Regions from separate parts of the Homo sapiens genome. Here region 1 is linked to region 2. Evidence: chromatin loops called from intact Hi-C (ENCODE). Cell type or tissue: dorsolateral prefrontal cortex. All regions are shown on one strand. Links, peaks and the distances in the headings refer to the core of each region. The heading gives the core; the rest is flanking DNA.

Region 1 (11,933 bases), core at 2,402-7,401, 57 kb after region 2:
GGTTACGTAGAAACAAGTGGACATATTTAAAAACTTCCACAGGGAACACGAGTGTTCTTTTTGGTACGACTACTTAAACTATATATACATCATATAACAAATGCTTTATTTTATTTATTTATTTATTTATGAGACAGAGTCTCGCTCTATCACACCGGCCGGAGTGCAGTGGCACAATCTCGGTTCACTGCAACCTCCACCTCCCGGGTTCAAATGATTCTCCTGTCTCAGCCTACCAAGCAGCTGGGATTACAGGTGTGCATCACAGCATCACAACTAATTTTTGTATTTTTAGTAGAGACAGGGTTTCACCATGTTGACCAGGCTGGTCTCGAACTCCTGACCTCAGGTGATCTGCCCACCTCGGCCTCCCAAAGTGCTGGGATTAGAGGCGTGAGCCACCGTGCCCGGCGTATAACAAATGCTTTAATCAGTTGAACAGAAAGGTAGGCATGCCTAGCTTCAATTTATTCAATATTTATGGAAAGCCTACTATAACCAAGGTATAAATTGAATTTATACCTTGAATTTGAATTCATGAATTTTCTTTTTTTTTGAGACAGAGTCTTCCTCTGTCACCCAGGCTGGAGGGCAATGGTGCTGTCACAGCTTACTGCAACCTCCACCTCCTGGGCTCAAGCAACCCTCCTGCCTCAGTCTCCCAAGTTGCTGGGACTACAGGTGTGTGGCACCACACCTGGCTAATTTTTGTATTTTTTATTTTTTTATTGTTTTTATTTTTATTTTTTGTTTTTTAAAATATTATCTTTGTATTTTTTGTAGAGATGGGTTTTTGCCACGTTGGCTAAGTTGGTCTCAAACTCCTGGCCTCAAGTGATCTGCCCACTTTGGCTTCCCAAGTGTTGGGGTTACAGGCGTGAGACACCATGCCTGGCCTAAATTTCATTTGGGAGATAGGAAAACTAAAAAGAAGTGACTAATTTGGGAGCACAGACTCCAGTTTTCCCATAGAAATCCTCTGGGACTCGTTATCCACATTCTAGCCACAATTACGTACTTGTACTTCACAAGGTAATTATGCTTATAAGGAAATGAAGTTTACAGTTTCACATCCTTAGTACTTTCAAACCAATTCCCATCTACTTCATACTTTTTGTACTTTTTTTTCACAACAAGTACAGTATTAGAAAGAAGGACTTCTAACTTGGCAGACCTCTTTGAGCAGTGGAGATGCTGGACTCCTAAGAAATAGAAAAAGCTGGCCGGGTGTGGTGACTCATGCCTGTAATCCTAGCACTTTGGGAGGCCAAGACAGGTGGATCACCTGAGGTCAGGAGTTCAAGGCCAGCCTGGCTAACATGGTGAAACCCAGTTTCTACTAAAAATACAAAAAATTATCCAGGCGTGGTGGCGCACCTCTAATCCCACCTACTTGGGAAGCTGAGGCAAGAGAATCTCTTGAACCTGGGAGGCAGAGGTTGCAGTGAGCCGAGATCGTGACATTGCACTCTGGCTTGGGCAACAAGAGTGAAACTCCGTTGCCCAAAAACAAACAAACAAACAAACAAACAAACAAAAACAGGAATAGGAGAGGCAGGATGAACGACAAGAGAACAGAACATCCTTTTCCCAATAATTGCATTTTTTCCCCCTAGGGCTCTTGTCAAAACCAGTATCACCTTTAGGATGCCTTTGATATTGTGCAGAATGCATTACTTTTGTGTATGTATGTGTGTGTGTGTGTGTGTGTGTGTATATATACACACACACACAATGTATATATATACACAGTGTGTATATATATACACACAATGTATATATATACACAATGTATATATATACACACAATGTATATATATATACACACAATGTATATATATACACACAATGTGTATATATATATGCAATTTATATATATATATAATTTTTATATATATATATATAATTTTACCTTTTCACATAGTAATATCAACATGAATAACTGTATACTTTATACAGATGCTCCTTGCCTTACCATGGGGTTATATCCTGATAAACCCATCATAAGTTAAAAATATTGTATATCAAAAATGCATGTAATATATCTATCCTACTAAACATCATAGCTTAGCTTAGGCTATCTTAAACACATTCGGAACACTTACATAAGCCTGTAGTTGGGCAAAATTATCCAACACAAAGCCTATTTTATAATAAAGTGCTGACCATCTCCTGTAACTTATTTGTTTATTTATTTGTTTATTTATTTATTGAGATGGAATCTTGCTCTGTCGCCCAGGCTGGAGTGCAGTGGTGCAATCTCGGCTCACCGCAACCTCTGCCTCCCAGGTTCAAGCAATTCTCCTGACTCAGCCTCCCGAGTAGCTGGAACTACAGGCACCCACCACCATGCCCGGCTAATTTTTGTATTTTTAGTAGAGACAGGGTTTCACCATATTAGCCAGGCTGGTCTCAAACTCCTGACCTTGTGATCCACCCACCTTGGCCTCCCAAAGTGCTGGGATTACATGCATGAGGCACCACGCCTGGCCCTTTTTTGTTTGTTTTTATGTAACTTATTAAATACTGAAAGTAAAACACAGAATGGTTGTATGGGTACTCAAAGTATGGTTTCTACTGAATGTGTATAGCTTTTACATCATGGTAAAGGGGAAAAAGTATAAGGACCCCCATCATACATTGGGGACTGTGTATATAATGTTTTCTATGTGCTTGACAATGTTCTAAGTGCATTTCATATATTAATTCATTTAATCTCCACAACAACCATATGAATTAGGTTGTTTTATTTCATAGGAAATGGGGCACAGCACAGTTAAGTAATGTGTTCATAGTCACAGAGCAAGTAGCAGATCAAGGAGTCAAACCCAGGCAGTCTGGCACCAAAGTACGTGCACTTCACAACATTATGCTGCCTTCCTCTTATTATTCTCATGACAAACCAGAGTAACCAAATACACCACACCGATAATGCCTAATTTAGGTTATCAGGACTTACTTGAAAGTTGCAAAGCGTGCCTATTATAGAATTCAGCCCAATAACTCCAGTTATCTCTCCCTCTCCCCACTAATTAAAGCTTCTCTTCAGTCTGCTTCAGGGATCTCTTAACCACCATTTTACATGTTTCCATGTGGAGGGCCTTATCCTAGAGAAACACCTTAACTCTCTCTCTACCCTTTCTTACTACTCCCCATGAAAGAAAAATTGGGTTTATCAGACAGGTGAAATTGGAAGAAGGAACTGGGGTATCTCTCGCCCTCTTCCTGCTCAGCAGGCCTGGGTGGCCAAACTCTGGATATTCTAAAGAAACGGTTGGCCTTTGACTGGTTCCTAGGAGATAACCTCTAAGTTCTTGGAATATCTTGTCTGACAAAGGTACTTTTTTTTTTTCCTGGGGTCCTAGACCACACAGTATCGGCTTGGTCTCTGAAGAAGCTAGAGACTGAATAACTAAGGTCAGCCAGCCACACGACTGCACCTTGTCTACAAAACTGACCCCCCAATAAAAATGCTAAACAAACAGCAAGGCTCAGATGAACTTCCCTAGTTGACAATGCTTCATTCATGTTGTTATTTATCATTGGTGGGAGAATTAAGCGCTCTCCATAGACCACCCTGGGAAAGGAAAATAGGAAGCTTGCGTCTAGTCTCTCCTGGACTCTGCCCTATGTACCTTTACTTGTTGCTGATTTTAATCTGTCCTTTCACTGTAATAAACTATAACCATGAGTATAACAGCTTTGCTGAATTCTGTCAGTCCTTGTAGCAAATTATTGAATCTGGAGGTGGTCTTAGGAACCCCTGACTACAGTTACTAATTCGCAAAAGCTATAACCAAACCATATGTTAAGCATTTACTGTTTCTCACTGACAGATTATATGATTCTGAAATCACCAGGTTAATGCTACAATCAGTTCCTGGGATTCGAAGTTCAGCAACAAAAATATAAACCTAGAGAAGGTGGAGAAAGAAGCCAGGAAAAAGATAAGCAATTTCAGGGATATCTCTTTCTCCAATTTTTTTTTAAATTTGTTGTTTGTTCATTTCTTTAAAAAAAAATTGCCAGGTTTTTATTTAAAAAAAAATTTTAGGCCAGGCACGGTGGCTCACGCCTGTAATCCCAGCATTTTGGGAGGCCGAGGCAGGTGGACCACAAGGTCAGGAGATCAAGACCATCCTGGTAACATGGTGAAACCCCGTCTCTACTAAAAATACAAAAAATTAGCCGGGCGTGATGGCATGTGCCTGTAGTCCTAGCTACTAGGGAGGCTGAGGCAGGAGAATCACTTGAACCTGGGAGAAAGAGGTTGCAGTGAGCCGAGATCGCGCCACTGCACTCCAGTCTGGGCGACAGAGCAAGACTCCATCAATAAATTAATTAATTAATTGGCTACTGGTACTCTACTGCTTTGACAAAACTCTCAATAGGAATAGGCAACTTTTCATTAGTAATTCTACCTTCGTTAGCAGAAAATTGACCTTGGGGTTATTTGGTAAAGCAGAAATAATGGCACTCTTCATTTCAAAAAACATTTTACGGAGCGCTTTAAATCTTTAAAAGGTTAATCAGATAAATATACTTCCTGTCTTGAAAGATCTTATATACAATGAAGGACATCAGCAAAGGAACAAACAATAAAACTGAAAAGCATAAGACACAACCAAAGGAATACAGTTAACATTAGTATAATTAAGAGATTTTCTGTTATTGTTTTTCTTCTCCTACTCCTTAAATATTATGGTAATGTGATTTAATTACCTGTTCACAAATTCACAAACAAAAGGGACCATTACTCAAGCTCTCTTTAATTTTCACAATAACCTTTGCAGTTTTACAGCTCCTATAAAATCTTAGGGAAGAAATTCTGAGTTTTCTTTTCTGAATCATTATTCCTTGAACTTATACTGTATAAGCCAGATGTAAGTTTACAAAATATCACATGTGAAAGTATTGACAGAACACTGATAATACAGAAGATAAAAGTGAAATGCATAAGAGCCTCCAATATTTTAAAAGTAAAATAGCAGATGGCTTGTTGCAGTGGCTCACACCTGTAATCCCAGCAATTTGGGAGGCCAACGTGGGCAGATTATCTGAGGTTAGGAGTTCAAGACCAGCCTGGCCAACATGGTGAAACTCCCATCTCTACTAAAAATACAAAAATTAGCTGGGCATGGTGGCAGGTGCCTGTAATCCCAGCTACTTGGGAGGCCAAGGCAGAGAATTGCTTGAACCTGGGAGGCAGAGGTTGCAGTGAACCGAGATTGCGCGATTGACTGCACTCCAGCGTGGGTGACAGAGCAAGACTCTGTCTCAAAAAAAAAAAAAAAGGAAAATAGCAGGCTCCTAATTATCTTGGAAAATCCACTACATAAAATTCTGATTTTATTCTATTTGCACATTCAAGAATTACTGATAATTTAAAGCAAGACTGTTGTATTAGTCCATTTTTATGCTGCTGATAAAGATATACCCGAGACTGGGGAATTTACAAAAGACAGAGGTTTAATGGACTTACAGTTCCATATGGCTGGGGAGGCCTCACAATCATGGCGGAAGGTGAAAGGCACATCTCACATGGCGGCAGACAAGGGAAGAGAGCTTGTGCAGGGAAACTCCCCCTTATAGAACCATCAGATCTCATGACACTTATTAACTATCATGAGAACAAGTACAAGAAAGACCTGTCCCCATGATTCCATTACCTCCCGCCAGGTCCCTCTCACAATACGTGGGAATTCAAGATGAGATTTGGGTGGGGACACAGCCAAACCATATCAACGTATTATTATAAGAAAAAATATATTTAACAAGTAAACAATACCATCTTACCTTATAATTTGAACTTATAAAAACGAACGTTTCAAGAAAAGAAGTTTCATAAAGGTTTATGACAATTTATTTGAATGGGATTTTCTGTGTCATTAAGAAAGATCACAGCACTTTGGGAGGCCAAGGCAGGTGGATCACGAGGTCAGGAGTTCAAGACCAGCCTGGGCAAGATGGTGAAGCCCCATCTCTACTAAAAATAAAAAATTAGCCAGGCGTGGTGGCAGGTGCCACTTGGGAGCTACTTGGGAGACTGGGGCAGAGAAGTGCTTGAACCTGGGTGGCAGAGGTTGCAGTGAGCCTAGATTGTGCCATTGCACTCCAGCCTGGGTGACAGAGTGAGACTCTGTCTAAAAAAAAAAAAAAAGAAAGATAAAATAATTACAAGATCTTTCATAAAATAGAAAATAGGAGGGAGAGGACAAAAATAATAATCTATCACACATATCACTGTAATACAATCATTTAGTTAATGCATTAATTTTATATAGAATTATAATTCAGGCTTTTCTTATTGAGTACTAAAGGTAATACTCAATATTCCATTAGGAGAACAAATTGCCTAGAATAAAATTCTAGCATTAACATTAAATGCCAATTAATCAACACAGCTGCCCAGTCTGCATTTCACTGTTGCGAGAAAAAAAGTATAAAAATGTTCATTTGATTCATTGCATGAAATACAACACTTTGGTTAGGGGAGAGGGGAAGAAGATGGATGAAATAAAATCTCAGAGATTAAACTGGAGGAAGAATGGTTAAGACGGACTTAAAAGGAAAAGAAAAATTACTGAGGAGAAAACAAAGAAACAAAAAACAAAGAGACTCTCTGCAGACAACCAAAAATATATATTCCTGTCTAAATAATCAGTGAGACATTTTAATTCAACTGAGCATTTTTTTTTAATTTTAAAAAATAGAGATGGGGGGCCAGGTGCAGTGGCTCACGCCTGTAATCCCAGCACTTTGGGAGGCTGAGGTGGGTGGATCACAAAGTCAGGAGATGGAGACCATCCTGGCTAACACCGTGAAACCCCGTCTCTACTAAAAATACAAAAAATTAGCCAGGCATGGTGGCGTGCGCCTGTAGTCCCAGCTACTCAGGAGGCTGAGGCAGGAGAATGGCGTGAACCCAGGAGGCGGAGCTTGCAGTGAGCCAAGATTGTGCCACTGCACTTCAGCCTGGGCGACAGAGTGAGACTCCATCTCAAAAAAATAGAAAATAAAACTAAAAATAGAGATGGGGTCTTGCTATATTGTCCAGGTTTGTCTTGAACTCCTGAAGTCAAGCAATCGTCCCACCTCCACCTCCAAAAGTACTGGGATTACAAGTGTAAGCCACCGCATCTGGCTGAACTGAGTAATTAACTGCCTCCTACGAGCAAGGATGTACAAGGCTCATTAAGTACTAAGAAAATCATGCAAAAGAGTGTTGCCCTTTTTGAGGTGTCTCTTTAGGAAGGCTTCTGCTCATCATTTTGGCCATGCTGCTAATATTCTAAACATTTCTGGAACTTCTTTTTGGAACTACATTCAATCAGTTTACAAACCAACATAAAGTTTTTAGTCACAGCTAGTACGAAAACAAACAACTTCAAGCCTTTTGACTGCTCTCCTCATAGTAGCAATATTTGGTCATTTCCTAGTGTCAATTCCACAGGGTCTTGCTCTGTCACCAGGTTAGAGTGCAATGACACCATCTTGGCTCACTGCAACCTCTGCCTCCCAGGCTCAAGCGATCCTCCCGCCTCAATCTCCCAAGTATCTGGGACTAAAGACATGTGCCACCATACTGGGCTAATTTTTAAATTTTTTTTTGTAGAGAGGAGATCTCACTATATGCCCAGGCTGGTCTTTAACGCCTGAGCTCAATCAATCCTCCCACCTTGGCTTCGAAAAGTGCTGGGATTACAGGCCTGAGCAACCACCCTTGGCCTCAGATTGATAACTAACCATCCTTGAGTCTCAAACCCTGAAAGCAAATTAGAAAGGGAAGTTCTACTAAAGTTTGGCTCCTCCCATTAAAGCTAGTGGCTATGAATGGGATAGTCTTAATTGGGGTTGGTGTAATTTTGATATTCATTTTTTAAATTTTGCACCTTTTCTTTTTATTCCGTCTCTGTTCCTCTCCCCATCCTCCCTCACTGGTTTTATATTTGTGAAAGCTCATAAACTAAAATACCAAAAAAGGTAAACACAGGGAATGGAAAGAAATACACAGGGAGGCCAGGCGTGGTGGCTCACTGCCTGTAATCCCAGCACTTTGGGAAGCTGAAGAGGGAGGATTCCTTGAGGTCCAGAGTTTGAGACCAGCCCAGACAATAAAGCGAGACCCCTAAGTCTACGAGGGAAAAAAAAATACAGGGAGAGGGAAATGATCATTGGAATAAATTGTTTCCTTGTTGAATGTAATGACCGCGCACTACACCGATCTAAGGACAAACACAGTGCACGGGGAAATCTGCAATCCTGGGCTGGAAGAGCTAGTTTCATGGGAACCCTAATTCCTTGACACTTGCAATTAACCAAAGATATGCACATGCCTAAAACCAAAACCTGGTGTGAATGAGGGGAAGGGAGGAGGAGGGCTGCATTCCCCAAATTCTCTCGCTATTATTTTCTTTTAGTGTTGATCTTCCAGACTGGCACAACTCACATTTCAGGGCACTGAAAGCCAGCTCATAAGACAAACGCTGAAAGGACTGATCCTCAGACTCGGACAAGGACCGCAGGGGTTCATTCCCATACTTGATTAAGACTTTCTGTGCCGACTTTTCGATTCGAATACCCTGAAAAATGTTGGCTGCCATGACATAAACGGAGTCCGGATAGCCCGTTTTTTCGGGCACACCAGCTGAGCTTTTCCCACCGGACAGAGGCAGGGAAGTGAGTTGGGAGATGATCTCGGGATCTTCTTCGTTCGAAAACTCCAGTTCGCCCGTGGAATTCAGCATGTCTGCCCCTCGCCTGTCGTGAGTCCTTCACCCTGGGGTTAGAATTCCGATGTTCCAGGAAACGGCTTTCCTCGCATCTGCAGCATGGTCTCTGTGAAGAGAGAAGGTGATTGCAGTAAATCACTCTTTCTGCAGCACCCCTGTGGGTGGCCCCCTTCGTTGTGGCCTTAAAGACTAAGAGGGAGCATTTCCCGTCCCATCTGAGTGTCCCAGACTTCGAGCCTGGGACGCTCAAAAAAAAAAAAAAAAGCGAGGAGGGGTGCAGCGGCGGAGGGAGAAGAGCCCCAAGGAGACCGACGGCTTCCCTCAAGCCAGTCTGGGGGCAGAGCTGCCCCCGGAGCCCCGTCCGCGTCCCCACAGCCCAGTCACCGGCTCCCCCGACTCCTCCCTTACCCCGAGGGCGGATGGTTCCCGGGGCTTCGGGGACGAAGACGCGGAGGGCGGCGTCGGTCACAGGCCCTTGGGAGCCCCGGGACTGCGGGGCGACGGCTGCTGCCCGCGAAGGCCGTTTGGTTCAAATGCAGCCACTCCCACCGGCAGGATTCGGGGCAGGGGGGTCGCAGCCTCTGGCGCCCGGTTCGCTCCGGTGTCGTGAAGTGGTGGGCGCCTCGGGGCCTCGCCTGGCCTCGCGCGTGAGGCCTTCGCGGACGTGGCGGCGAAGAGGGGTGAGCGCGGTGCCCGGGGTCTGGCTGGCTCAGGCCGAGGAAAGCTCAGCCTCCCGAGTCTCCGGCAGTCGACTGCTCCCGGACCGGGTCTTCATGGCAACCGCGAGCGGAGGTGGGGCAGGGGGCGCGGCGCGAGGGCCGTTCCCGCGGGATTTGGCGGGTGCTACCTGTTGCCGGGAGAGTCGCTCTTCCCCCAGCGCGCGGAGACACCTGTTTCAGCCCCTCCGAGCCAGAGGCCTCTTGCACAGTTCCTGGACCTCACCGGGCCTGAGTGCGTGCCCTTGGCTTTGTTTATAAACATTTGGGGATATTTTTGAGGTAGTCTGACGTAGTTCCGTGGTTTTAACTCACAAGTTCCTGAAGTCCCTGTTAAAACTACACATTCTTTAAAATATTTTTAAAATATAGTAATAATTTTTTTTTTGAGACATGGTCTCGCTCTGTCGCCCAGGCTGGAGTGCAGTGGCGCAATCTCGGTTCACTGCAGCCTCCTCCTCCCGGGTTCACGTGATTCTCATGCCTCAGCCTCCCGAGTAGCTGGGACTACAGGCGCCCGCCACCACACCCTGCTAATTTTTGTATTTTTAGTAGAGACAGGGTTTCACCGTGTTGATCAAGTTAGTCTCGAACTCCTGACGTCAAGTGATCTGCCGGCCTTGGCCTCCCAACGTGCTGGGATTACATGCGTGAGCCACTGCGCCGTCTGTAATAATTTTTTTTAATAACAGAGACAGGGTTCCCATTATGTTGCCCAGGGTGGTCTCGAATTCCTGGGCTCAAGGAGTCCTCCCTCCTCGGCCTCCCAAAGTGCTGGGATTTCAGGCGTGAACCACCGCCTCCAGCTAAAAAAAAATCCTTGGAACCCATCCTAGAGATTTGAGTTGCTAAGACCCAGTAATTTGCATTTTTATCAGGTAACTGGCGATTCTGATGCAATCAGCCCAAAGACCACAGTTTGAAAAACTCTGGTATAGTTGAAAGACAACTGGTCCTAATTCCACCTCTGCCTTTCCTCCTTAGGGATTTGCCCTTCCTTCTTTAGGCTAAGGCCATTTCCATTTCCAGCCAGTGGTTAGTAGGATGAAGGGGAAAGAGAGGGCAGCCCATATTTTTCAATGACCTGAAAGGTGCACATATCACTTTGGCTCACATTTTATTGGTCAGAACTCAGTCATATACCCAGCAACCAAGAGGCTGGTAAATGTGTCCAGCTAAAAATAAGGGAACTATTACTGTAGAAGAAGGAGAGAATGGATAATGGGGAAAAAATTAGCAGTACAGAACTCTAACCCTGACCCCTTCTCTCAGAAATCCACCCACTTTCATTATCCCCGGAATACGTTAAACATTCCGTAACATTTTATGTATACATGCATTCATTCGTTCGTTTAACAAGTATATATTAAATTCTTGCTGTGTCCCTGGCATTGTGTTCAGCCCTACAAGTAAAATAATGAATGTATAGAAATGATCAGACACCTGACCGGGCGCGGTGGCTCACGCCTGTAACCCCAGCACTTTGGGAGGTCGAGGCGGGCGGATCACGAGGTCAGGAGATCGAGACCATCCTGGCTAACACGGTGAAACCCCGTCTCTACTAAAAATACAAAAAAATTAGCCGGGCGTGGTGGCGGGCGCCTGTAGTCCCAGCTACTCAGGAGGCTGAGGCCAGAGAATGGCATGAACCCGAGAGGCGGAGGTTGCAGTGAGCCGAAATTGGGCCACTGCACTGCAGCCTGGGTGACAGAGCCAGACTCCGTCTCAAAAAAAAAAGAAATGATCAAAGACCTTGCCCTCAAGAAATTAAAGATGGATATATTTGTATTTTGTCACCTTTTCATTTTTGTTATAAAGATTCGTGTACATACCTGCATTACCCCCCTTCTGCCATCTTTCTATCCACACAACACACACACTCTAAAATAGTCTTGTTTTATCTTTATCTTTTCATTTTTATTATATATCTTTTTTATTCCCAGATGCTAGCAAAATATCACTCTCTTTCACATACAGACATTCACAGAAGATTACAAATATGGAAGGTGTCTTAGAGGTCATGATATATTTTATCATGCATCACCCAGTACACAGTGATGTGAGGCAATAGCTAGCTATAAACTTTGAAATATTGTCATTCAAAATATAATTTGAAGAGTTTATTTTCTTTAATAATAGTTCAATGTAAGTAACAGTTTACTATATTGAAAACAAGGTTTAACGAGTCTCTATCCCCAAGGTAGAGCTTAGGCAAAGAGTTGTGGGGTTAGCAAATTCATGGTTACTATTTACTTTAATCATGTATATAATCCTGCCTCCTTACTTCTCACTCCTGGTTTATAGCCTCATTGTGGACTTAATGTATTTGAGGGGAGGGTCAGAGGAGAGCATATTAAATTTCAGTGAACACTGTAAAAAAGTAACCATAGAGACAGGCATATGAGTTCAATTGTTGTGAAAGCAGGATAGTAAAAAAAAAAAATGTAGTTTTTGTTTAAGTTACACTCTGTAATATGACCAGAGC
Region 2 (11,933 bases), core at 4,256-9,255:
AAAATACCTTACACAGAGGAGACGTGTAATCAATCATCATATTTCATATGATTGATTTGAAAGGGGTTGTTTTGTGGCCTAAGGGGTATGATAGAACACTGTACCATATCCTTCCCCCAGGGTCTTGCTTTTTACAGGGACATCAGCCTATTCCATTACTAAAGAGCCTGTTAATATTTAAGTTGATTTTTTTTAAAAAAGCCATGGAGTGACAGTCCTTCCTTGGTATACGTGGGGCGGGGTGGAGGTGTTCTAGGACCTCTGAGTATACCAAAATCCTACATATTCAGGTCCTGCAGAACCCACGCATAGGAGAAGTCTGCCCTCTGAGTAATTGGGTTTTGCATACCAGGAATACTATTTTCAATCTGTGTTTGGTTGAAAAAAAATCCTCATATAAGTGGACCTGCACAGTTCAAACTCTGTTGTTCAAAGATCAGCTGTATTTTTTTTTCATTATTTATTTTGAGACAGGGTTCACTCCGTCGCCCAGGCTGGAGTGCAGTGGCCATGCTCACAGCTCACTGCAGCCTTGACCTCCCAGTCTGAAGCAATCCTCCCGCCTCAGCCTCCCAAGTAGCTGGAACCACAGGCATGTGCCACCACACCTGGCTAATTTTTGTATTTTTTGTAGAGACACGGTTTCACCATGTTGCCCAGGCCGGTTTCAAACTCCTGGGCTCAAGTGATCCGCCTCCCTCAGCCTCCCAAAGTGCTAGGATTACAGGAGTGAAACACCATGACTGGCCAGGTCAACTGTATTTTAAAACGTTTGGATTAGAAAAAAAAAAATTTGATAAATTTTAACTTTTTATCTAATCTTAAAGAATTAGTTATCTTCCCATTATGCAAAACCAGGTGGACTACATTGTTATATTTCTGAAGAACAGGAATTATCCCTGGTGCCAGTGCTAATGGATTTTTAAAAATTAATCCATAAAGATTTAGACTTGTATGTACCATGTATCTTGAAATCTTAATACCTCATCTTTTTAATTAAAACAGGAAATAGGGAAGGAAACAAACATTTCTGAATGCCTTCTGTGTTGCTAGGCCTATTTCAGGCATTCCACAAGCATTACAAGTATTACTTACTTAATCATAACACCCTCTGTAAATAGTCCTTTCTTCAGCCATTTTACAGTTGAAGAAACTGAGGCTCAGAGAGATTTAATAATTCGTCTGGGGTTCACAAGTGATAGACCTTAAACTATGCCCTTTCTACTGTGCTGTCAGTGTACCATGAGCACCTGCCTAGATTTGCATGTCTCTGATGAAAAATGTAATTAACACACTCTCTCCCAATCCTTTCTGGTTTCATTAGCTCATTGACTGTGAGGTGTATTCGTTGCGGACTATCAATATAGAGGACACGTGGAGGGTGGAAATGGATGGAAGGAAAGGGTGGCAAAAGCCAAAACCCCTTTGTTGAGCCTAATCTTTTAGGAGAATTTAAAGCACTCACATTCAGAGAAAAATAACTCTTGGATTTATGTTTAGGAACTAGGTCGTTAACCTTTGGGAGTCAATGTATTATGGGTCATGACTTAAAGTCATATTAAAGATGAAATAATATGTTGTTAATTACCTTAAAACACGTTTTGTTTTATTTCAGTTACGATATCAGAAGTGCTTGGTAGCCAGGCCGCCTTCTCAGAAAGTTCGACCACCTCCACCGCCAGCAGATTCAGTAACCAGAAGAGTCACAACCAATGTAAAACGAGGGGTCTTATCCCTCATTGACACTTTGAAACAGAAACGCCCTGTCACCGAAATGCCATAGCTGCACATGCAAAAGGACTCGGCTATTTACCTGAAGATTGACTAGCTACACTAAAGAAAATGAACTCCGCCATCCGACCTTCCATCCAGTTGCTGATGCTTTGTCTTCAGAGAATTTACCCTTAACCAAGCAGTGTTAGACAAGCATGTTCTCTCGTCTTGCCACCATCATGTGATATGAAAAGAAGCATGAATAATTTTTTTTGCTGTAAGTTACATCATGCGCAGTGGAAGGTCTTTTTCTTATTGTAAATATTGTGAACATTACTTAACTTCACACACACACAGAGAAGAGTGTGGCCCCACCCCTCCTAGTGAACTAACGCTGCGTCCTTGGAATGAATGATGCGTGAGTTAGTTTCACTGTCTTCTTGGCTGGACCTGTCACAAGCAACCTTTAAGTCCTACAGCACTTTGCCCTGTTTTCAACATTGGAGTAGGCACTGCATAGCAGATACCATTGAATTGCTGTAAAAATAGGATGGCGAGTTTGTGTTTTAATTTTTCATAAAATTGAACCTGTTGGTTGACAAAATTGGCTGTTGGCATCAGTATAGAAACCAACTGGCAGCTTTCCCTGACAAGCTCTTTGACACATGGACACCATTTCATGTCTACAGCTGTTTGTGGGATGTTGGAAAAAAATGAAACTTCAAAATTGATGAAAAACTAAATTCGAGGAATTAAAATCGAACAAAACATAGCCTTTCTTTTCCGATGGTTTTCAAACTGATTATTTTTAAAAGAGATTAATAAAATCATAATGCATTTTGGGTGGGACATATTTCAAACTTCTGCCTTATATTGTACGGTGCAGCTAGAGAATTATAGTTCACTATGGCCATTCTCTACATAAACATTAAGATGAAATACTCCTCATCAGCCTTTCATCCTTAGTTTGAGAATTAGCTGATATGCAATTTGAAGTTGAGGAAATATCATTGATATTTCTATCATGCACGATTATTTTAGATTTCTACCACCGTGTGATTTTTGCTAGTCCATGTGCTAGAGGTAAACGTTCTGCTGGAATTCTGCATCCAGCTCTATCCCCCTCTGATGCTTTTTGCCCAGAAAGCTGTCTGTCCATCATGTATTGTCCATGGCAACAAATTACATTAGGTTGAACCTTTCCTTGATTTTATGTATTTAATATTAGAATTTGTTGGACTCAACTAGATATATTTTTTAATTTATATTTTTTCCATTTTACTTTGAAGATTTGAAATGTTCATACCTGAGCAAAGTCTACACAGGAGTAATGGACTGTTTAACAAGTTTCCCAAAACAGCATTTTCCTGCTCCTTCGTATGTAGGTGAGAAACTTAGCTGGAAAGACATACAAATTTAGACTCTCGTTGACATTGTCGTTTTAAAAGGAAGTTGCTAAGGCGATCAATCTCAATATTAGTCTTGTTTACTTCTTCTTAATGTCAAAATTAACATTTACAACATCCAATTATAAAAGTAATGCTTTATGTTTATACACTGCTATGTACTTGTCAAAATGGTTTCCACATTCTTATCACATCTGAGCCTTACCAGGTAGAGAAGGTACTAAATACACTTTAGAAGTAAAAATATGAAGTACCGAGAGGCTAAACCCACTGGCCTAAGATCTCACCAAAGTTCATGAAAACCAGGACTAGGACCCACGGCTCCCAAAGCCCGTTCTTGCTGTGTTGTGCTGCCTCCATATCCGTCAGGAAGAGCCTTTCCAGAATGATTCTGGGCATATACTAAGAAGAGCAGGTATGGAAAGATCTATTGTCAGGGAATCTTAGAATTCCCTACACGAGTGGGAGAAAGATGTCCAAATTCCTTACGCAGTGGTATTCATGATGGTGCCCTATCTAAGTCCAGGACTGTTTTCCTACAGCGTGCCTCAAAAGTGTTGTAGAGGGCAGGATTCTACATTCACAGCCTGTTCCATCTACGAGATTTTCCAGATGCTACTTGTGGTAGACATTCCTAACTCATGGTACTTAGCCACCAGAGATCATGATGGAATGAGTGGGTGGCTTTTCTACCTGCCATTCCCTCAGAATTCATGAGGGGTGGGGGACAGGGGGACCGGAATTGTCTTAGCACCCCAATGTTATGACAAAACTATGCTACTTTAGAAACGCAGTCTGTTTTTCACCAATTGACATACTACTGATCTGAAGTAACCAGTGCCATCATAAGAAATTACTGCATTAAGAAAATCCTTGCTGTGCCCTTTGAAAAGCTGTTCAGAAATCATTTACAGTGATCTTTCATCTCGGTCGCTGTAGTGAAACATTTTAGTGTGATAAATTTCAAAATTCTAAACAAATTACCCACTTTTATATTGGAAATCTCTACCAGAACTCCCTCTTCATTTTTTAAGGCATACATTTGCTTGTTTTCAAGATCAAGAATTCTGAGCTAGCTTTAAGTAGCAAACTGATTTATATGTGCAATTATAGGATGCATTAAGATGAATGATAGCCTTTACATATTGAAAACTTTGCAGACGTTTTGTTTTGAAAATGGCATTGTATAGTAAATGCAAATTAATTTTGTAAAATTATGTTAAAGAGTATGTTCAGACACTTTCTGCCATGGCCAAAAAGTATGTATGAAAGTATGTGTGTATTTGTTTGTAAAAGGATGCCAATGTTTTACCTGATATCTTAGTGACACTTCAGTTATCTATGCATTCTTTAGATCTGTGATTCGGTAAACAGGCAGCCATGTTCACGATGCCTTCTATGTCTTACCATATTTTTAATTAACCTGTTAAATACAGCTTAAAATATTTTTATTTTATTTATTCTATTTTTACTGAAATATACTGCATTATTGTGTTAATGTATTATCTTTCCTGGATATTATCTCCCAGTGTATCCAGATCTAAGTAATCTCAGTGAACTATACATTGCCTAAAAAGTGGTTTTGTAATGATTTGTAGTCACATTTCTATTGGGATATGTAGAAGAAAAGGCAAAATGCTTAAAGTTCCTTTTATTTTTTAAAAGCAGCTAGATAGACACAGACTTGCCACCTCATACATCTGCTCCTTGGCAACATCAAGGGGAACGACTAGCCAACATGCCTATGGCTAAAAACTTTCCTTTGCAGACTAAAGCACTGCTTGGTGCTTCGTTTTTCTACCCTTCACAACATGTGTGATTTCATCTAAGAGATATATACATGTACACATGCCCTTTGTTTCCACCTGGATACAAGATCACTCATAGCTAATTAGGACCATTGTTTTTTGTTCATCTGTCTTGTTGCATGAAGGGACATTAGACCCATTTCCATTAAAATAAGTTCTTGGTGATAAACTGTGGCACTGCTACTTCTTTTTAAATCCACTTTATGATTTCAAGATGGACACTTGTAAGATGACTCGACACAAGGCCATTGCCTGGAAGCCCCAGAGCTTTCCTCTGTTTGTATGGCCCGTTCATGTCCCAGGCATTGCAACACAAACTCCTCAAGATTTCACCACAACATGACAAGCATTTTCCTAACTGATATTAGCACAATTTAACTAATAAGCCCCTTCGCTCTCTAGTTGGCCAGGCTTAACCTAATACACATCTAACGTGTGTGCCACACGGCCAGTAGAAAGTTTAACTTCAGCTTCAGGGCAAAGATACCCACTCACACCGTGTCAACGCAAGCAGTAGTTCCTGGCCTCCAGAGCAGCTTACTTCCCCTGAAAGAACGCTTTGTTTTCCTTTATGCCCTTTTCCTGTTGACCACTTTTACACATTTAAATGTAATTTGTTGTGAGAATAAATTTAGCTGCATAAAACGTTCGGCTCATTTATCTGACATCTTAGTCACATATACAAGGAATAGAAATAGAAACTCGGTGTCTCTAGTTATTTTTAAATTATTCTTACCTCAGACTTCTTAGAAATCACTTTAGTAATGGAGCATTTTGCTTTGATTAGTTACTACATATTTCTGCCTGGTAAGAACTAGGAAGTAACTTCAAATTTTGAGTAATCACCCTGTACTTATTTGGTGATCAGGAAGGCCAGCTGGCCTTCCGGACATAGAAGCCTATTTAGTCACCAACTCGAGTCTTTTGTAAGCGGTCTTGCTAGGATTGTGATATTTTAGCACGAAGAAGTTTATCACTTCCTTTAAGAACCTGACATCAAAGAATAAAGAATAGAGGTGTACACACACTAAATCCAAAATGAAAGGTAACTAGAGAAATCAGTTGAATCTGGTTTAGCTTAACTGTTAGGCGCAGGAAGGCAGATAAACAGAATTTAAAGTATGTCCCCGCTTTTTGTTCATCTTGCACTTCCACAGTGGTTTCTCTCTAGTCAGTAACAAAATTTCATTATGGTTTCAGGCATTATATGGTGGTAAATAATTTCAGATTAAAAATGTGTTTGCTATTGGAGTATCTGAATACTAGTAATTTCATTATTTAGAATTTTGCAGCACTTTTATCTCAAGAAGAAGTCCAAGAATGTAAAATGCCAAATGAAACATGTCAGTGGAATCAATATTCTCCTTCATTAGAATTCCCTCATATTGCTTTTTTTTTTTTTCTTCAGACAGAGGAGTCTTACTCTGGAGTGCAGTGGTGTAATTTCAGCTCACCACAACCTCCACCTCCCAAGTTCAAGCAATTCTCGCCTCAGCCTCCTGAGTAGCTGGGATTACAGGCATGCACCGCCACGCCTGGCCAATTTGTATATTTTTAGTAGAGACAGGGTTTCGCCACGTTGGCCAGGCTGGTCTCGAACTCCTGACCTCAGGTGATCCGCCCGCCCCAACCTCCCAAAGTATGTGAGCCACCACGTCCGGCCTCATATTGCTTTTATCCAAAATTCTTTTCCCTTTTCACTCTACCAAAGTATTTAAATAATCCTGTCCTTCATAGAAGATTCTCAAAGAAGAAAACTGCAGTGTAATTAATGAATGGTTTAATTCAGAATCTTCATATACTTCTAAAGAGAAAAATAATTTAGTGCCAAATGCATGTTAGGAGATAATCAATGTAAGTGGCAACAAATTGTGACTTCACATGCTACTGTAGAGATCAGAAAATTATCCTAAACTATTCCATAACAATGAGACAACATCACAGAAAATACACTTGAAAATAAAAATCTCAAGACCAGCTACTTCTGGACAATGGAATACTTTTCAGTCTGGTATGGTGGAGGGCCCGAAAAGGATAAGGGATTCTTATGATACACAATGGGATTCTTTACTGAACAATATGTTAAATTAAGCTGCACCGCCTTCCTTGAGGCATGGACTACCCTAACCAACCAGATAGAAATCTGGGTGGGATAAGAGGATGAGCCACACGCTATAATTTTAGGGCAAGGAGATAGTGTTTGATTTTCAAAATCAGCAAAATAAGCTGAGCACTTTATATCTTTCTGTACAAGAGTGATAACATGAAGAATTCTTCTTCAGGGATTTAAAATACAATAAGCCTGGTTCAACTATAAAAAGTCTTGTTTCCTTTCTTCATTGACACTTTTTTTTTTTTTTTTTTTTTTTTGAGGCAAGGTCTCACTCTGCTTCCCAGGCTGGAGTGCAGTGGGGCAATATTGGCTCACTGCAACCTGCACCTCCTGGACTCAAGAGATCCTCGTACCTCAGCCTCCTAAGTAGCTGGGACTACAGGCGTGTCCCACCACACCCAGCTAATTTTTGTATTTTTTGTAGAGATGGGGTTTTGGGGTTTCGCCATGTTGTCCAGGCTCGTCTGGAACTCCGGTGCTCAAGTGGCGTGCCCACCTCAGCCTCCCAAACTGCTGAGATTACAGATGTGAGCCACTGCACCCAGCCCACTGACACGTTTTACTGATAAATGTAAATCTAAGCTAAAATAAAAATAATGTATTACCGCTATAATACAATTCACCATTCTCTTTTCTCACTTCAAGTAAGAAAGTAAAAATAGAATATCAGAGCTGAAGTAGACCTAAGTATTCATCTTGAAGAAGATAATATTCTAAAAATCATGCCACCTGAATTGAGCATTTAGGAATTTATGTAACATTTCTATACAACTGAATTGCAAAAATAAAACTTTAAATTCAAACTTTATGAATATGTCTATGAATGTTTTTAAATAATAAGATATATAGTTGTATCTTAATTCTATTTAATGACAATTTCTGTTGCCATGATGAAAAATCAGTAGACCCAGAAATGATAATCATACCAATTTTTGGTAGGCAATTGAGAATACATTCAAGATGAATCGACATTTAATATAATTAATTAACATAGTGCTACAATATATTTAATTGTGCCTCAGAAATGATTTACCAAAGTTTGATTCCTGTGTGCTATTTGAAATGACTTGTAGATTTTGTTGTATCCCCTGATCTTAGAATCAGAAATTTGTGGGTTTCTTCAACAATAGGTATCGCTTGCATTCAACAGTTTTGCCTCTTCTTCAGAATTATTAATATTTAGATGGAAATTTGCTCACAGTCTTTTGTAACAGTGCTTGACATAGAGGAAGGGAGAGATGATTGTGTCCAGTCTGCTCAGGATCCTGGAAGCTCCCCCAGTGAGAGACACCTCACTGTAAAAGGAACTCTGAGCTACACACACCTGGCACTTGGGAACTTCCTGCGCTTCCTACTTAAACTCAACTTCAGTCACGTTACAAAAACTCATGTTCATTCCCTGTTCAAAGAACAGCTTGATATTTAAGAAAAAATCACCCTTGATCGTGACTGAGAAAGTCACGACTACAACCGCATGGATGCTGAAGAGCGGTCAGCTGGCGGGAGAGGCCAGGATCGTTTGCCTGTTTGGCTTTCTAATGAGCTACCTGCTGAAGGGAGGCAGTGTTTCCTTCCCTGCAGGGGAAACTTGGCAGCTTTAAGTCCAGCCTGAAAGTTCACAGGAGTGAGATAAGTTCTGACCGCTGATACTGAGTCTCTAACTGGATCCTCTCAGAGCAGCAGTGATTGGCTGAAGTCTCTGAATTCTGCTTTGCTGACTCCTACATTATTGTTTCTCACTTGTCTGAATTCTCTGAAAGTAATATCACACTTAGAAGATCCCTAGGTGACCAAAAGAATGAATATCTTGTGTAGAGATGTAGAATCTTCAGAGAAATACTAGACTTTGAAAAAAAATCAACTGCTCTTTGGCCCCTATAAAAAACACAAGACAATCAAAGCCATCGCCGAGGAGGCCTGAGTAGGGAGGAAGGTGTGTCATCTTTAGGCTTTTCCTCTTTTCTGGATAGTGAGTGTGTGGGAAGGCAGGTGGGCACAAGTGCCTTGGGTGCAACCCAACGACAGTACAAATGTTGAGTTGGCATCCGAGATCTGATCCCTTGGGGACTTGAAAATGGCATAAAGACTGGAGGCAGAACAATCTTGATGGGTTTCAGAGCAACCATTCTGTCTTCTGGCCGAGGTCTTAAGAAGTGTGTCTGCCGTTCACGCGGTCTGGAGGGACAAGTGTTCTTCACAAATGCAGGCACTGCAGGATGGGGGGCCAGCTTGTTGGGTTTTCTGGTCTGTGAGGAAGCCCCCACTTGAGCAGTATTTTTCTGGGGAAGAGGTGGTTTTGTTACAGTCTCTGATAGATTAGCACTGGCTTTAGTTTCTCGATTCAGGAACTCAGCAATTTTCATTTGGATGCCATTATCAGTAGTGGCACCTTTTGTCAATGATGTTTTTGATTTTTTCTTCTTCTTCTCCCGTTTTGATGATTTACCCAACTCAATCCCATCCAGCAGACCCTTGGCTGCAGCTCGGGCCAAAACATCATTCACAGACACTGTCTCAGAAGGGTCCCGCTGCAATTAAAGAAGCATTTACTAAATGTGGGAGTTAGCTATTATTGTGTCTCCCGCAAATATTTATCAATGTATCAGTAAAAATAAAAAGACTCTCTTTATTATACTAAAAGAAATAAGAAATAGTTTTTAGGCCTTAGTCCCCAATCTCATAAGCCTCAGCGAATGCCTTTTTAAAAAAACAAACAAAAAAAAAACTTAAACTTCCCCATTTATGAACCTGATACCTGATAGAAAAAAAGAATCACACAGATTTTTTTTTTTTTTTTTTTTTTTTGAGATGGAGTCTTGCTTTGTCGCCCAGGCTGGTGCGATCTCAGCTCACTGCAACCTCCACCTCCCAAGTTCAAGCAGTTCTCCTGCCTCAGCCTTCTGAGTAGCTGGGATTATAGGCATGTGCCACCACACCCAGCTGATTTTTGTATTTTAGTAGAGATGGAGTGAACCATGTTGGCCAGGCTGGTCTCGAACTCCTGACCTCAGGTGATCCACCCACGTCAGCCTCCCAAAGTGCTGGGCTTACAGGCTTGAGCCCCCATGCCTGGCTGCTTATTTCTTACATATGAGGGAAGATGCACTAGATGTTACAAAATGCTTGGGGAGGTGGGGGTGGCAGCCAGGCAGAAGAGGAACACTCGGGGGAAGTATAAAGAACAGGGCTGGCCGGGTGCGGTGGTTCACACCTGTAATCCCAGCACTTTGTGAGGCCGAGGCAAGTGGATCATGAAGTCGAGTTCAAGACCAGCCTGGCCAAGATGGTGAAACCCCGTCTCTACTAAAAATAAAAAAATTAGCCGGGCATGGTGGTGGACGCCTGTAATCCCAGCTACTAGGTTGAGGCTGAGTCAGAGAATTGCTTGAACCTGGGAGGCGGAGGTTGCAATGAGCCGAGATCACGCCACTGCACTCCAGCCTGGGCTACAGAGCAAGACTCTGTCTCAAAAAAAAAAAAAAAAGAACAGGGCTTATTTGCCAATTCTTGTTCCTGCCCTTCAGCTGAAATGTGTTTGTGAAATGCAAACACATCTTTACAGAATGTGCAAAGTTCCTGGCTTCCTCTTATGAGGCTTTGTAGTTTATTAATTCCAAAGTATGACATGGATTAGGATTTTTTTTCCTTACCTCCCTTGTTAAAATAGAAAGAAAACAACCATTGGTAATTTCAGATGGTTCCATTCTGAAAAATTTATCAGTAGACAATTGAATTTCCTTTAAGGAGCACAGTGGAAGAACAGGAGGACTAAGCCTGCAGCAGACAGGAACAAGCATTCAGCAGTTAGAATGGCTTCTTTGCCAAGAGAGGAAGAAAGTAAATTACACTACATTTTTTTCTAGTATACTTTACCAATCGTTTAAACAGAAATTCCAATCAAGAACACAATTCTGAAGCAGCCTTTCCCTAAATACTATTATAAGTTAAAAGCTCTAATATTTTATATTCATAATTTATTATAAATCCCAGATTCTCCATCTTTAACCAACTATGCCAAGAATAACAAATGTTTAACAAACTAAAAACTGACCTTCCCAAAGTCACTAATATGGCAGTAAAAGCTTTCCATTATCAAAGCAGGTAAATATGTACATTAATCACAGTTATCCAAAATGTCCTATATTTCTACCATTTTCAAAATACAAAGGAGAAAACGTTTTCTTTTGGTTACTTTTTGCACAATTACAATATAAAAATATAGCCTATCACTTTAATTACATTATTCTTCCCAGTCACTTTTTGAGGATTAATAGATGAGTTACATAGTGTTCAAGAAAGTACATAACAAAGACTTTGTGTCAGAAAAATCTCAAATCATGAATAGATTTAAAATGAAAATTTCAGTTTTTATGTTTAATATGAATTTATCATTTCTTAGTAAGTGGTTCATCATGAATAATAAATGATTCTATTTCCAGGCTTATATTATTAAAATATATTTAATAATAAGTTAAAGCAATTAAACACTATTCCACATGAGTTAAACTATCAGGAAATCTTTTATTAATCATTGTGTCCTGGCCAGGTGCCGTGGCTTACGCCTGTAATCCCAGCACTTTGGGAGGCCGAGGCAGGCAAATCACTTGAGGCCAGGAGTTCGAGACCAGCCTGGCCAACATGGTGAAACCCCGTCTCTGCTAAAAATGCAAAAATTAGCCGGGTGTGGTGGCAGACTCCTGTAATCCCAGCTACTCGGGAGGCTGAGGCAAGAGAATTGCTTGAACCTGAGAGGTTCAAGCCAAGATTGCACCATTGCACTCCGGCCTGGGCAACAAAAGTGAAATTCTGGCTCAAAAAAACAAAAATTAGCCAGGTGTGGTGGCAGGTGCCTTTAATCTCAGCTGCTTGGGAGTCTGAGGCAGGAGAATCACT

The links. Hi-C counts contacts between places; a loop is a spot of excess contacts. Peaks named below come from ENCODE experiments on the same cell type or tissue, not always from the same donor. Only the 100,000 strongest peaks of a DNase experiment are listed, where the experiment ranks them.
Region 1: it touches region 2 in a loop (9-fold over the local background); 4 of 110 quality-filtered maps call a loop at or near these places.

Annotation. Positions count from the first base shown.
Region 1 is chr4:40,747,508-40,759,440 of GRCh38, reverse strand. NSUN7 (NOP2/Sun RNA methyltransferase family member 7) reads right to left here and starts at 9,486. Exons shown (of 12, transcript NM_024677.6): 1 at 9,141-9,486; 2 at 8,450-8,838. The coding sequence starts at 8,747. In dorsolateral prefrontal cortex, for the core only: no CTCF peak of the experiment used is centred there; no DNase peak of the experiment used is centred there; H3K27me3 peaks cover 29 bases.
Region 2 is chr4:40,805,942-40,817,874 of GRCh38, reverse strand. It overlaps NSUN7 (NOP2/Sun RNA methyltransferase family member 7), which reads right to left. Exons shown (of 12, transcript NM_024677.6): 11 at 10,691-10,814; 12 at 6,691-9,568. The coding sequence ends at 8,936. It overlaps APBB2 (amyloid beta precursor protein binding family B member 2), which reads left to right. Exons shown (of 18, transcript NM_004307.2): 18 at 1,616-7,848. The coding sequence ends at 1,783. Among named protein-coding and RNA genes, the nearest start is that of NSUN7, 62 kb to the right of the region's middle. RefSeq lists an enhancer at 9,709-10,209. In dorsolateral prefrontal cortex, for the core only: no CTCF peak of the experiment used is centred there; no DNase peak of the experiment used is centred there; H3K27ac peaks cover 1,406 bases.